2 separate regions of the Mus musculus genome follow, and region 1 is linked to region 2. Evidence: chromatin loops called from intact Hi-C (ENCODE). Cell type or tissue: left cerebral cortex. All regions are shown on one strand. Each heading gives the region's core, and the rest is flanking DNA. Links, peaks and the distances in the headings are about the cores only.

What was found. A loop is a pair of places that touch in the nucleus more often than their neighbours do. Peaks named below come from ENCODE experiments on the same cell type or tissue, not always from the same donor. Only the 100,000 strongest peaks of a DNase experiment are listed, where the experiment ranks them.
Region 1: it touches region 2 in a loop (6-fold over the local background); 1 of 42 quality-filtered maps calls a loop at or near these places.

The regions. Positions count from the first base shown.
Region 1 is chr10:62,448,067-62,450,970 of GRCm38, forward strand. It overlaps Supv3l1 (suppressor of var1, 3-like 1 (S. cerevisiae)), which reads right to left and starts at 1,672. Exons shown (of 15, transcript NM_181423.3): 1 at 1,349-1,672. The coding sequence starts at 1,619. 4930507D05Rik (RIKEN cDNA 4930507D05 gene) reads left to right here and starts at 1,094. Exons shown (of 1, transcript NR_027926.1): 1 at 1,094-2,904. In left cerebral cortex, for the core only: no CTCF peak of the experiment used is centred there; DNase peaks (open chromatin) are centred at 1,456, 1,708 and 1,998; H3K4me3 peaks cover 2,147 bases; H3K27ac peaks cover 1,697 bases.
Region 2 is chr10:62,338,605-62,341,508 of GRCm38, forward strand. It overlaps Hk1 (hexokinase 1), which reads right to left and starts at 1,817. Exons shown (of 18, transcript NM_001146100.1): 1 at 1,409-1,817. The coding sequence starts at 1,471. Hk1os (hexokinase 1, opposite strand) reads left to right here and starts at 1,630. Exons shown (of 3, transcript NR_168630.1): 1 at 1,630-1,808. In left cerebral cortex, for the core only: a CTCF peak has its summit at 1,686; DNase peaks (open chromatin) are centred at 309, 1,009 and 1,728; H3K4me3 peaks cover 2,500 bases; H3K27ac peaks cover 2,500 bases.

The DNA of each region.
Region 1 (2,904 bases), core at 186-2,685, 110 kb after region 2:
TGAGAGTGTGAAGCTTTGGGCTACTGTGCAATGGAGTAAGAAAAATGACAAGAGTACAGCAATGCACCATCCCTGACAGACCACAGACACACAAGGAGAGAGCCAGTCCCCCTCCCCCCACCCCCACAGAGTCACCATCAAACCTCCCCTTGTGCCCAAAGCTCTTCTTGAGTAACCAAGAAAAGGCAAGTCCTGCTATGAGAGGCAGATGTAATTCACTACTAAGAGCAGTGTTAGCAACGGTAGCCTGTGCAGTAATTAATGACAATCCCCAGTCTGAGAACAGCTCGAGCTTATCTTGAGGAGGGAAAAAGTAGAGGGAAAGGAAGGGGAAGAGGAGGAGTACTACCTTGTTAGTTGATTTCACAGTACTGGGAAATGACCCCACGGCACTGCGTGCTTGGCAAGGCATATATCCCAGGGTTATATCTTCAAGCACATTAAAAAAGAACACTCTGCTGCCTGGAGGTGCAGGTAGCCCAGGCCTTTGATCCAGGGACTCGGCAGGCAGACACAGGCCTATCTCTGTGAGTCTGAGGCCAGCCTGGTCTACAGAGCACATTCCAGGACAGCCAAAGCCACACAGAGAAACCTTGTTTAATTTTTTTATTTTGAAATAGGACCTCTCTTAAGTTTTCCAAGCCTGTTTTGAACTCATTCTGTAGCCCAGGCTGGTATTGAACTTGCCATCCTCTGCCTCTGACTCCCAACATGAAGCCTATATTTTAAAGTCACAATAGGAAGCATCAATATTGCTTGTTGAAGAGCCAGGAAGACAGCTTGTGCCTAAAAGAAATGTGGTTTTCTTTCAGTCTCTAAGAATGTCATTTGGTGAAAAGAAACCTTTCACCCTCCCATTGTCAAGCTCACCCAAATGCAGGTAGGACAAAACTCACTTCAACCCAGTGATGCTAAAGGTTTTTTTTTTATTCATCTCTGGAACCTGGGACGATACTACTTTTTGGCAAAGACAGTTTTATCAACTTTTATCTTGTATTTAAATTCAGGTCTGTCTCGTGGGAGAGTAAATTTATTGAGAAATCCGGATCTGAGACCCGTTGTCTTGGCAACCAGATGGAATTTTAACATCGTTAGACATCCACATCAGGTCAATGGCAAGTCCTCACTGTTTAATCCCTCCATGAGGACTCTAGGAGCACAAGCGGCGCACCACTTAGGGACAAAACTCTTAACCTCCTCGACCGAAGAGAACGGTCAATGTCAACTACAGAAGAGACTAAATATGACTTAGGCTCGGGTGCTAAGGGCTCCAAAAAGGAACAGACATTGCACTATGTAGGCCCAGGCTGCAGACCCTGCCGCTCTGCCGGGAGGCTCCAGCACTCACTCTTGTCTAGAGGCCGAGTGAGCTCCGCGCCCACGTCGCCATCGGCGCTGGGACCCTGAGGCTTCACCGTCAGCGGCACGAACAAGGACGTGTTCGGGGCTTTGGAGCCACCAGAGGCAGAGGAGGAGGCGGCCAAGCAGGGAACGCGTCCTGAAGCCCCCGGGAACGACCCCACGAGAGCGCGAAGGGCGGAGCAAGGGGCCGCCCGGGGCCCAGCCCCGCGCCCCGCCGGGAGCCGAGCCCACAGCAAGGTACACCGAGGCAAGGACATTGAGGCCGCGGCTCGAATGGAGCCGGGGAAAATCCGGACCACTGGCGCCGCTCGGTGACGTAGCTCCGGCGCCCGCGGAGCGAAAGGACCCAGAGAGACACAGGGCTGCCCCCGCGTGCGCCTGAAGGAAAAGGAGATGGAAGGGTTGGGAGCGCGCCTCTTCGTGGGAGCACGACCTCTGTACGTTACAGTGGCAGAAACGAGCTCCCATCCTCTCACTCTTTCTGCGGCAATTGGCAGCGTCTTTCTCGAAAGAAGGGAAAGTAATCAGGCATCTTAAGGGATGTTACAGATGCGCGGAAGGGAACCGTACAAGCGTCGTCATGTGACCAAACTGTCTATCCTGCATCATGTGGCTTCAAACGCTAAAGTGCATTTCCAAGAAGATTGGTGCATTAATATCCGTAGTTTCCTGATAGGATAACGTTAGAGGACGTAGCTTGATCTGCTACAGATCAAGACGGGTTGCAGAGAAATCCGGTTGTACGATAACTGGCGCTTACGTGACACGTGTGTCAATACACGTGCTTCTCTCCTTGGTGCTAGGGCTCCATGTAGGGGCCATGAGCAAGCTAGGCATGTGCTCCACCATGAGCTGCAGAATTCAGTTAACGTGAGCAGTTTGTACTCCTCGCATCTCGAAAGTTATAACCACAAAGTATGCTCTGTGTACCTGGTTAAAGTTTGATCTTACTCCTATCTACTACAGCACTCGGTCCCACCCGAGTTGTAAGGAAAGAGGTGCCTCTGTTCGTTCCGTCTGGGCGTGACCATTCAGTTCTTGGCCGGCCAAACACTAGGAGGGAAGCCATGTGTGGCGACGTTCCCTCAGTCCTCTGCCGAGAGGTCCCCAACACCATCTAGTTTCTGAGTTCAGGAGCCGTTCGGTTTTTAGAAAATTGGACCCAGTAACAACTTCGTTCGTTCGGTGTCTGGTGGTCCTCATTCCAACCCGCGCCATCGGTCAATCCTCTGTCTCTATCCCTTCTTGACAAGTTTTCTGATTTCAGAAAATGAGTTGCGGGATATGGCTTCGGAGTCAAAGCTCTAAAACCATCTGGTGCTAAGTCAAAACCCTCAAAGTTCGGACCCTGAACTCGAATGGCCTTCCTTCTCTGAAATTGATCGAGGGTCTTTCGATCTCAACTGCACTTATTCTATCCGCAGAGTCTGCAGTAATAATATGGGTAGGCCTCCTTGAGAACCCTCCTTGGTGAGAGGCTCATGGGTTTGGTTCATTTGGCAAACGAACAAGGTCAGGTTTATTGGTGCAGCTCTTGGACCA
Region 2 (2,904 bases), core at 255-2,754:
TGGGATAAGCATGTCCACCGCCATGGAAGAAACTCAAGCAATTACACGTGTTGATGCATAGCTCCCTGACATCAGGTCAGGGATGGGGGTGGGGGTGGGAGATTGACAGTGAAGCCCTTCAGCACCCTATTCCTGGTCCCTATTCAGGATAAGAGCTGCATCTCCAACAGTCTTGTCTCTCAGCACCTCCCCTTCAGCTGACACCCAGGGGGAGTCTTGGTCAAGTTCTCGAGTGGGAGGAGGGTCAGAGCCCCGCCCAGACTCCACCTCTAACCAGCTGTGTGACCTTCAGGAGGTCACAGTCCCCGGTAAGACTGCTTCTGAAGGTGCAGGATGAGAAGTCTCAGGCCAGGAAAGGACAGAGCCTAGTCACTGCCGCCTCTCACCTGTAGATAGTACCTCTTGTCCCAGTGTCTGTCAGGGTGATGATGCTATTAACCTATCCTAGGGTAGGTAAGGCATACCCATAGCACAAATAAAAATGTCCTAGGTGTTTTCCTAACCAACTTAGTCTATCTCAGGAAAAAAACATCCCGTCTTACTGATGGTGGCAGAAAAGTGAGGTACATCTTTAAGACCCACCAGCAGACGGCACTTTATACTAGATGAACATCACCCCTAGGACCCAGCGTCCATGTGCAAGAACTCACAAGTCACAAGGAACGAATGCCAACCCCTCCGAGCTCTTCAAGTGACTAAAGTGTCTTATTTGAGCTCCTAGGCTGAGACTGCCTGGAAATTACAGGTTTAGAGGAAGAAAAAATTCCATTCAGACGTGCGGTTCTCGACCTGAGGCCTATGAGCAAAGTTTCCGGTGGCCTCTGCTCCCCTCCCCTCACCGGAAAGCCAGGCGGGTCACCCCGTCCTCAGAGTAAGGAGCAGCTGCAACAGCTGGGGGAGCCCAGTGACAGTTTCAGGAGGGCATCGTATTCTCCAAATGGGAACCCCAAATATGGGATGCCTGGCTTCCAGCCAGCACCCCCGCCAGCTGCTCACTCACCTCCCCAGCCTATCTCGGCGATCACACCTTCCCCGCCCACGGCGCGCGTGGACCTTTCAAAACAGGCCTATAGACAGGCCAGCTGGTCCCCACCTAGACAGGTCTCAGCCCGGCACTGCGTGCGGGTACCCATCTGACATCCATGGTCCTTTTCAAGGACACTGCAGTATGCAATCCAGCCGTGGGAGGAAGGGGGGGGGTCTTCAGCCGGCCGCCCAGCTCCTCAAACCACAAGCACGCCCGCATGCCCACAATGCCCGGGTGAATCCCAGCATGAGGCCTGTCGCCTGCACCCTGTAGTCCAACTAGATGCTGTCTAGCCGGGAGAGGCCGGGGGGAGGATGCAGGCGGTGGCGAGCGGATGCGGGAATGCAAGGCTGTGGCCAGGGCGGCGCCGGCGGGGCTCACCTTTTTGACTTGGTCATCCTTCAGCTCGGTGAAGTAATATGCCAGTAGTTGCGCGGCGATCATGTTGACGGTGGGGGATGCGGAGAAGCAGGTGTGGGGCCAGTGGCTCCTCAGTAGCCCTGGTGAGCAGTGGTCCTCCAGCGGCGGATCCGCGACTCCACCTCCTCCTCCCTTGGCTCCTCCCCCTCAGTCCCTGGGCGGGGCGTCTGCCTGCTCTCTCCAGACCTCCGAGCTCCCGTCCCCGGGAGGGTGACAACCGCCAGCCGGCCCACCTCCTCAGTCCCCATTGGCTACAAGGCGCCACTGCCGCGCTATGGCTGGGGCTTCCCAGCCAGAGCAGGAGAATGACGGCCGCTCCCTCCCGCGCCGGAAAGGAGGCATCACCCTGCACGTTCCCCACGTAAGGAGCGCGCGGTCACGCGTGGTGGCACAGTGCCAAGCCAGAGTGGGTGGGGTGTGGGACACGATCTGGAGGGGACCAGAGGACAGATCCAGGACACCACAAACTGGAGAACGCGAACGGAGCCACACCCCTTCCTCGGAGATTAGGGCTCGTCCCCCACCCCTCCCATCCTCCCTGTTGGGGAAGCACACAAGTGGGCGTGGAAAGAGAGCGGAAGCCGAAACTAGGCGGCTTCACAGATCTTGCACTGGGTCCCTGTGCCTGCCTGCCATCGAGGATCCAAAATCTAAGGATGATGCTCGGAGTCCCACCACAGCCTGTCAGAGTTCACATAGCGAAACCCAAAGCGCCTGCCCCTGTGACATCATGTAAGAGCTCATGGTCCCCGAGTGGGAATTTTGGCCTATTCCCAGCCTGTCCCGATCCTCCCACCCTTCTCTAGCTCTTGGGCATCCGGGTTCTGGGAGGTTGGGGGTACTGTTCAGGACTCAGGTTGAGGGGAAATCGTATTTGTACCTTATGACAAGTAAGAACTCTGACATACAGAAGTGGCTCTGATTCTACAGGTGAGGAGTCTGAGGCAATGCGTTACAGTTGCTGCTCAGGAGTCGGGCAGGGTTTTCTTAGCTTCAGTGCTGGTGACCTGGCCGTTGTATGCAGTGTCTCTTACTTAAGCTTCCCTTGCAGGCCATGTTCCCATGACCAGGGCTGCAGCATCTGTCCTGAGGGAACTATAGAGGCTAACTTCTAGCCCACACCTGGGGGGCTAGGAGCCCATGCCTGGAACACCCCTCAAGTACCCCAGGACCCTTCCAGCCACCACTGCCCACTGAGAAAGAGGTGGTAGACCTGATACCTCTATCCAGGACACATCCCCACCCTGCCCAATGGCAGGTGCAGATGTGTCCTCAGTCACTTCTTTACCCCTAAGATGGAGCTGTAACTACTGATGTCTACACCCCATGATTTTTGTGAAAGAGCATAAACACTTGTGTCTAACAAATTAAGTGGGAAGTACTCTCATAGAATGAACTTGGGAGCCTACAGGTTAAAGTTTGGGGGGGGGGGCGCAACCTGTATATCGCCATTTCCA